Linked DNA regions of Homo sapiens: regions 1 and 2 are each linked to region 3. Evidence: chromatin contacts called from ENCODE Hi-C data. All regions are on one chromosome and are shown on one strand. The core of a region is the stretch at or near the end of the contact, and the rest is flanking DNA. Distances in the headings are between cores, read along the strand shown. Region 1 overlaps RSBN1L (round spermatid basic protein 1 like). Region 2 holds the start of TMEM60 (transmembrane protein 60). Region 3 holds the start of CCDC146 (coiled-coil domain containing 146).

Region 1 (2,826 bases), core at 90-2,589, 640 kb after region 3:
ATGGTAGAAGTTGTGAATTATATATATTTTAACAGGTCATTGTCCAGGATGGAGTGCAGTGGTGCGATCTCGGCTCACTGCAACTTCCCAGGTTCAAGTGATTCTTGTGCCTCAGTCACCCAAATAGCTGGGATTAGGCATGTGCCACCTTGGCCTCCCAAAGTGCTCGGCCTATTTAAAAAATCCTTTAAATTTTTAATATTTGTGGGTACATAGTAGATGTATATATTTATGGGGTACATAAGATGTCTTGATACAAGCATGCAATATGAAATAAGTGCATCATGGAGAATGAGGTGTCCATCTCCACAAGCATTTATCCTTTGAGTTACAAACAATCCAGTTAACAACACTCTTTTAGTTAAAATGTGCAATTATTACTGACTATAGTCACCCTGTTGTGCAGTGAAATCGTAGGCTTTATTCATTCTTTCTTTTTTTGTGTGTGCGCATTAATAGACTCCACTTCTTGATGACAGGAGTGGCAAAATCACATTGCACAGGAGTGAGCATACAGGCCTGGGAAGAATTTGGGGCCATTTGCAGTTGACCACGTTCGTTTTAGGTTTTCTAGCATCTGTATTTCATTCAAATATTCACTCAGACATTTATTGTGCTCCTGTGTTCTACCGTAGGGATAGAAAAAGGCAAATAAAATAGGAATTTTCTCTGTCAAGAAATAAATTAGATTTCTGTCTTGTCACTATGTTTAATCAGTGTACATACTCTGGAACCCTGTACTAAGAACTGTGAGAATGTGAAAACTGGAGTAGTTGTTTTCTAACCACCCTTCCTCCACTTCCAAACTCTAAATCTTATTTTTATTGTATTGTGGTTCTAAGTTATTTCTCAGGTAACTTATGTCAAAGTGTTAACTGATGATTAAAAGTCTATTATTTTAATAATGAAACTTATTAAATCTGATCTGACTGTTAGACCTGCTTCACTGTAGAGTTGGGGCAGAACACTAGCATTTGTTGAATTTGTGCTGGGGCCATTCACTGTGTTAGGCTACTAAAAGCAATTTGATGTTTCATCTTTGAAACATTGCTTGCCTTTGTACTAAATTTTCATTTTGACCAATTGTGCCTGCCCCATGCTCCCCAAATACTTAAGAACTGATCTATACAAAATATCGTGTCAGGGACCAGATGCTCTAATAATAATCAAAAAGCTTTCCCCCTTTATTTTACTAATTTTAAAATGGATAATACTTTCGTTCTTATTTTAGTTGCCGTTATATGGGTATTTTTGAAATAAAATGTTGGTTAAATATTGCCTATTTTGATTAGAAACCATCTGCCAGAAGTGATGGATAATGGCTCCCCCTTGTGGCACAGTCATTTATGACATGTTTAGATTGCCTCAGAATGTCCTGAGCAGGCCTTGTTTTTAAAAATAAGGGACTCTCCTCCCCACCCGCTAAAAAAAACCTCAGCAGAATTGAATCAACAGCTTCTGCTCCCACCCCCCTCAATTCTTTGGCTCTAATAATGATCCTGTTTTTGTATTTTCTTCACATTGGTGCTGATACAAGCTAAAAATATCTGTATCTCCATATTTATGGTGGATCACTATGAAGGTATTCTGAGGAACTTTTAATATCTTGGAATGTTGATAGGTATACTAAAACAAGTACAAAAAAAACAGGTTTTGAAGTCCAAAATAGTGTAATGCTGGACCAAATAAGTAATATTTGTTTGCAGTGAGACTCCTCAGAAACTTTAATAGCCAGTGTGCGTGGTGAGCCTCCTAAACAAGAAGGGTTTTCCAAACTTAGTGGACTGTAGAGCTCTCTCTTCAGGGAACATGTTTTGGGAAACAGCAGGTTGTTTCAAGTGAGTCGTTCTTTGGGGTTTTTTAAAAAATTACTTGTTATTACTATATTTGCCTTTTCCCCCTTGCAGCAGTTTTCGTAATTACATAAGAGAAAACAGCAATAAGTAAAAAATCTTATAGATTTGTTTTTGGCAACATATTTCCTGTTAAGAATAGGCTACTTTTTTCCCTTTGTAGCAAGCCCACCTCAGAATCCTAAAGTGTTTTTTTTAAAGATTACATTATATAAGTCGAATATTAGTTTAAACAATTATTTCATTTTATGTTAACCAAAGCTTCTCAGATTTTGGTATTGACACTTACTGGCAATGGGTACAATAGGTCTCCTACTTCTGCTTTCTTTTTTCCCTTCATAATATTTATAGAGAATATACAAGGGGAAAAGTGAAAATGTGGCCATGATGGTCATGGGGTTTTGTGGGGAGGGGGAGGAGATTTAGATTAAATATGTTATATTTCTTCTGAAGGCCACTATTTAAATATAAGCTTTTCCACAAATACATAATTATCATGCCTGTCTTTTATTGTGTTCTGACACATCTATATACCTAAATCAAGAGGAACTATATGTATAATCTTTGTAATTCAGTGCATTTCTTTTTTTAGAAAGCAAGTATATTCTATTATTATTTTTTATTTAGTTAACTTATTTTTTGAGACTGAGTTTCACTTTTATCACCCAGGCTGGAGTGCAGTGGTGCGATCTCGCTGGCTGCAACCTCCGCCTCCTGGGTTCAAGCATTCTCGTGCCTCACTCAGCCTCCTGAGTAGCTGGGATTACAGGCACCTGCCACCATGCCTGGCTAATTTTTGTATTTTTAGTAGAGACGGGGTTTTGTCATGTTGGCCAGGCTGGTATCAAACTCTTGATCTCAAATGATCCTCCCGCCTTGGCCTCCCAAAATGCTGGGATTACAGGCGTGACGCCTGGCGTATATTTTAAAGCAGTGACATGTTTTGACTTTTTTTCAGGTTAATTTTTTAACT
Region 2 (2,700 bases), core at 97-2,596, 680 kb after region 3:
ATGTGGGACTGAATTTGGAAGCAGGGTTGGAGGGGTGTGTGTTGATTAATAACCATGGATGGATTTCATCCCGTAAATTGCACAATCCCCACCTCCAATCTATCAGGCCGTTTTTGTGAACCTCTGAAAAACGGTTTATGATTATACACTTGCTTAAACCTAACTGTTCCATCTGCTATCGGATAAGACAAGCTTCATTTTTTTCTTACATTTGGCTGTACTTACCACAGGTGCTTTAGGGCTGGAGGTGAAAGGATGCAAGTAACAATCTTATTGTGCCTACAAGATTTATAATGTGGGATGCAACAAAATTCTGTTATGTTCTTGCACGGAAATACCCTCAATGGGGAAGCACTGCTGATACTTAAATGACGATTGAAGGATTGTACGCCTGTATGCTGAGCTACAACGATGACATACGATCCCAGTTTTACATTTACGTCTTCATCAATTTGAGCAGTCGTTATGTTTCCTACTATTCTCTCCACAAGAAAGGGGGAGGTGCGTACTCCAAAAATGTGCTCAACTAAAATGTTTCCCATTTAAGGTGGTTATTTCTGGCACTAGGAAGACAGTTAAATATTTGTTAATGATTCCTTACTCATTTTTAAAACCTTCGGAGTTACCCCTGTATGGACATATATAGAGCCCCACCCACATAGCCCACGGCTGGGTATCAGCCCCCATTTCCCTTCTCTCGCCACTGCCAGTAGTCTACCAAGTGAACCTGCCTCATCCCAAAGATAATTTTGCTTCATGAGCCCACATATTTATTCTTCTTCATAATGAGTCGCTTTTGAAAAGCCCGTGCAGCAACAGCCTTGGCCAAAGGAACAGCGTTCTGCTTACAACTTAGCTCATCTGGGGGCCTATTTGCCCCTGGAACTTCAGGACGCTCCTAAACTATACTTGCCCTTCTGCAAACACCGACAGTCGGCTCGCGGCGCCCCACCGGGACGCTCCCCTTTCATGGGCTGTAAGCCCAGCACATGCTGGAGTTTAACACGGTTCCTGCTGGATGCGCACAGAAGCCCTGGAGCCAAGCAGGCGTGTGCGCGTTTGGGGCTGGCTGTGTGATGGGTTGAGGGTCGGCCGCACAGCCCACGGAAGCATCAGGAGACCAGCGCCGGCGTACGGTGCGGGCTAGGGCAGAGCCCCAGACTCACCTGGCAGCGCTGCCGGCCGGAAAGCGGAGAGGGACGCGAAGATCAGCAAATTCGCCAGTTTGGATCCTTGTCCTTTTCCGCCCTTTTCCCCCCATTAAATCCAGAACCCGTCACATGATAATTAAGAAAAAACTTCAGTTCCGCCTCCTCAAACGACTGCGGTAGAGGATCTCTCAGTTCTACCTCAGTGCCGCGCCCACATCCGGGGCTGGTTCTCACCGCCCCTGAGCCTACCCTATAGGTAGAGAGGACGCCAATCTGGATTCAGAGGTCCCTTTTCCGCGGTAATTGGACCATTTGTCCGCCAGTGCAAACCAACCGACCTTTCCTTACTTTCGGGTTCGACAGAAAGGCGGCAATAAAAAGACCCATTGGTCCCGCCTCTCTACTGTCACGGGTTAGTAGGGAAGTCAGTCCAAGATCAGCCTGGAGTTTCCGTGCTCCCATTGGGCCCACAGATGTTAATCAGAGCAGCCGGCGCTCAGCTCCGCCCTCTCGGGACGCCCCGCCCCTCCTCCCATCCTCCCTGCCCGCGCGCAGTGACTGCAGGCTCCGGCGCAAAATCCTGCGGGAGAGGGGGTGGGGCAACCCTCTGGAGGCAGCGCGCCCGCGGGCAGCCTCGTTGTGGCTCCTTGGGCTCTGTTGGCGGCGGCGCTAGCTTCGGAGTCTCCCGCGCGCACCTCAGCCGCCTCCTAGCGGCGCGGCGCTCGCTCCTACGGTAAGAGCGGCATCACCTCCGCGCTCGGGTGGGCAGTGTGGAGGTCGTCGAGTTCTGACAGAATTTCGAGGATGGATCGGGACGAGGGAGGAGAGCGGTCGTCGGGATGGAGGTGGGGGCTCCGGGGCCAACGCGTCGCCCTCCGTCGCCGGCGACTTTCCCGGCAGTCTCCCGTACCTGAGGGCCGGGGTCAGCCGCGACCCCTTCTCATCAGTCGGCCGGTGGCGGAGGCTCAGCCGCCTTCCTCCCGAGCTCGCGCGGTCCTCAAGTCTTGATGGTGACGGGCCGAAGCCCAGCGCGCCACCCGCCCCTCGGGCCCCGCTTCCAGGCCCCTGTCCTTTGCTTCCTTCCCTTGGCGCTGTGCTGAGGGGTCGTCGGGTCCTGGAAGGGCGTTCAGGGGTCTCGGGTGGCTAGCCCGGCTGGCGGGGAGATGTCAGCTAGCGGCCGGAGGAGCGGGCTCGGGAGGGGGCGGCGGCTCGCGCGCTGGAGGAGGTGGAAGGAGGGTCGCTGCCCTGCCCCCTCTGAGCAGGCGGCAGTCGAGTTTTCTGATCCCAACACGGCGGAGTGGGTGCTTAAGGCATGGGCCTTAAGGGATAGTTCCCGTCTGGAAACAATACCGTGCTCCATCAGCATGCTTCAGCTTTTCTTATTTTTATCTGCCCAGTGTTGACAGCCAGCATTCTGGTATTGTCCTTCGAGTCATGGCTTTCTAACTCAGCACCTCCTTGTGTAACTTCAGGGATCATTCTGTCACTAATCTGTCACCCTTCTTATTTTTAGCGTGGCGAAAACAAGGAACTGCCTTATACTAACCTG
Region 3 (2,898 bases), core at 249-2,748:
GCTTACCATGTGTTTTTCTTCAAAGCTTGCTACTCATGGAAAACTTAGGCCAAAAAGAATGGAAACATAACAGTAAGAAGCTGGGCGCCCGTCTAAAACCAAATACTCAAACCAGGTGGTACCTGGAACATCCTATTGACAGGGCTGTTTTGGGACACACCCCCAGGCTGTGAGCAAGGGGAAATGTAGATGGACTGCCATACCATTGAATGAATTGTCAAGAAACTTCAACCTTGAAAAATAAGCCAGTTTGCTAATGACAACGGGATAAAGAAGAACACAAGCGGCTCCAGAAATAGAATTTGACCTGGATTATACCAAATCGTGTTTCCATTCGATGTATAAAATTTCTATAATTGGGAACCTAATTTTTTAAATACTACTCGGATACTCAAGAATAGAACAGAGGAAAAGTTGCATTTCCGAAGGGGCCAACTGTAAATTAGGTTTAGAAAGCCAGGACCAATTAAAAGTGCACGTCGACCAAATTTATTAAGTTCACTGTGCGTTCCCTGGGACCCAAACCCGTTTTCACTTCACTTCACTTGCCAAACTTCAGGGGCGCGTTCACCTCCACGGACGCCTGGGGGTGGATAGTATCAGACACAATGGCCATCTCCTCCAGATCCTCGTCGTACTTCACCTGCAGGCCGTCCAGGCCCCGCACGCCGCCCTCCACGCCGCACACCGCGACCAGCACGCGGTCGCCATCCGGGTAGGTGAGGGGGTCCAGGGGCCTCACGGCCAGGTGGCACGGGAGCCGCGCCCGCAGCCGACCGAACGGGCTCACCTGCAGTGTCCACTCCTTCAGAGTTCGGCGCGCCGGGCCAGGCGGAGGGACCTCAGTCTCCGATCCGGGCCAGCGCTCGCCCCTACCTGAGCTGTACGGCCTGGCTTGGCAAGCCCAGCAAGACCAGCGCCCAGCGCCAGCCCACAGTCGGACCTGACGGAGACAGAGACGGAAGCAGCCAAGCTCCCAACCTGAACAGGGGGCAAGCATGGCGCGCCTCTCTCGCCAGTCCTCAGAACACTTCAGCCACAGGGAGGGTCACTTGCCACGGCCAATCGACTTGGCCACTGTGCCGCCTCAAGTCAAATAGGAGACGTAAGTCAGGGTTTGCTGAAACAAGAGCGAGCCGGTTGGCTTGACTAGGCGATGTAAACATCAGCTGCGTAATCCCCAGGGGCAAGTTGGGATTTGAAAGCTCTGAACTCTGACCTGGACCCCTTGCCTAAGTCCACCCCCTTTCGCTAAGGCCGACGGGATACGTAGTTCTAAAGCGGTGGAAAGTCGCAGAGCTCCGCCTCTTAGAAACCACATATCCCAGGAGGCAATGCGCAGGGGAGCACGGGTAAGAGGGCAGGTGTTAGAATCGCTGGAAAGGCGGGCGCCCTTTGTTTCAAGACCATTGGCTATTGGAGGGGCGGTACATGGGAGGCCACTGGCCAATGGGAAGCACGGAAGGGGGCAACGAGGGTAAAGCTGCATGGTCACCTTGGATACCAAGGACGCGACTTCTTGTTTGGAGAGGGTGGAGCTTTGGAGTGAGACCCAGGAGGCCAAATCCCAAAGAGAAAAATAGGAGCCTAAATAAGGATCAGGACCAAGGGAAGGGGTAAGAAACTGCGCTTTTTAAGTTGACAACTAGGTGCAAACTAGGAGTAACCTATGTGGATGTCAAGATCCAAGCTTCACTAACCTAGTGCGGGCATCTCCAGGGCATGGAGAATGCCTTGGTAAGAGAGTAAAGAGCAAGATTGGTGCTTTTTGAGGGAATTGCCTCTTTGGAAGTGTATTCCCTCCTATATTCCAAATATAGGAATAGAGTACTTGCTCCGTCCTGACCCTAAGTGACCTTACTTTGGGTTTTAATTTGCTCACTTTAAAAATGTAGATGATAATACCTTCCTTGCCTTGCCTCAAAGGGTTTTTGTGAGGATCAAGTAAGAAAATGGATGGGACCGTGGTGCACAGTCTACCAAATTACCGTGTAAAGTACTGTATTTTTATTTCAACGTACTTAACATTGATTCTGAGTTACCAAGAAAATTATGAGAGATCAGAACTTGTTTTGAGAATAGCATTGATCTCTTTGACTACAAATGATCATCAGTTTTAGAGTGAAAAAAAAAAAGACACAAAAAAGAGAGTCACCATGGTGCGGTGGAAAGAGCAGGGACAAGGGTCAGATTATTTTCCTGGCTCTGCCACTGCTTCATCTGTGTCACCTAGACCTGTTTCTTTAGTTTTAAAATGAAGAAAGATGGTTCTAAATGACCCTATAAGGTGTGTGTGTGTGTGTGTGTGTGTGTGTGTGTGTGTGTGTGTGTGTGTGTGTGTTTACCTTTTATAATTCTATGGGCAGTAAAATAATGGGAACAGAAAGATTTATTTTCTTCTTTTTTTCTTCTTTCCTGCCTGGTTTCTCTCTCCCCCTCTGTGCCCCTACTTCCTCCTAAAATGTATTCCCTAAATTATTTAGCCAAGACACCTGCAAACACTAACATTTCATAAAATGCAAGTGCCTTAAAAAATTGAAGCCCTTACCCAAGTACAATGACCAGAATTCTTGGGGCTATCGTGATAGATAGACTGGGCTAAAGTTCTCATGGGTACAAGTCTCAGGTTCTCTGCTAGCCACTACCTTTTTAAAATTTTTAAAAATTCAGTGTTCTCTTAAGTTATCATTGCCTCTTTTCTGTCCTTCTAGTCCTTGCTCCCTCCTTATTCTTCTTTCGGTGAAGACTCACTCATTATAGGTGCTAGCTCAGGTTCAGCAAGGGCCCACTGCAATAGTTCTTTTCTTGTCTTTGTGTTTCATTGGTTATAATTATTCAGAATAATCTTCAAACTATTTTTTATGAAAATTGACAGGTGTAACTTTGAAAAGAAATTTG

The links. Hi-C counts contacts between places; a loop is a spot of excess contacts on that map. Pooled maps may share reads with other maps.
Region 1: a map with no recorded cell type shows a loop between it and region 3 (12-fold over the local background). The contact joins the enhancer-like site here to the promoter of CCDC146 in region 3. A Hi-C loop is called at or near these places in 1 of 37 single-sample maps with no recorded cell type and 5 of 50 pooled maps.
Region 2: a loop to region 3 is called in a map of naive thymus-derived CD4-positive, alpha-beta T cell, with 8 times the contacts of the local background. The contact joins the promoter of TMEM60 here to the promoter of CCDC146 in region 3. A Hi-C loop is called at or near these places in 1 of 168 maps with a recorded cell type or tissue (naive thymus-derived CD4-positive, alpha-beta T cell) and 11 of 50 pooled maps.

Annotation. Positions count from the first base shown.
Region 1 is chr7:77,758,157-77,760,982 of GRCh38, forward strand. The region is part of intron 3 of RSBN1L (round spermatid basic protein 1 like); the gene reads left to right. Among named protein-coding and RNA genes, the nearest start is that of TMEM60, 39 kb to the right of the region's middle. Within about 2 kb of position 1,340, at least 5 of the 41 ENCODE cell types and tissues checked have a DNase peak (open chromatin) inside an H3K27ac peak, as active enhancers do.
Region 2 is chr7:77,797,088-77,799,787 of GRCh38, forward strand. It overlaps TMEM60 (transmembrane protein 60), which reads right to left and starts at 1,347. Exons shown (of 2, transcript NM_032936.4): 1 at 1,167-1,347. It overlaps PHTF2 (putative homeodomain transcription factor 2), which reads left to right and starts at 1,686. Exons shown (of 19, transcript NM_001395272.1): 1 at 1,686-1,884. RefSeq lists an enhancer at 1,107-1,216 and a silencer at 1,627-1,766.
Region 3 is chr7:77,121,117-77,124,014 of GRCh38, forward strand. It overlaps CCDC146 (coiled-coil domain containing 146), which reads left to right and starts at 1,499. Exons shown (of 19, transcript NM_020879.3): 1 at 1,499-1,616. It also overlaps the pseudogene FAM185BP. RefSeq lists enhancers at 288-789, 790-1,289 and a silencer at 1,185-1,284.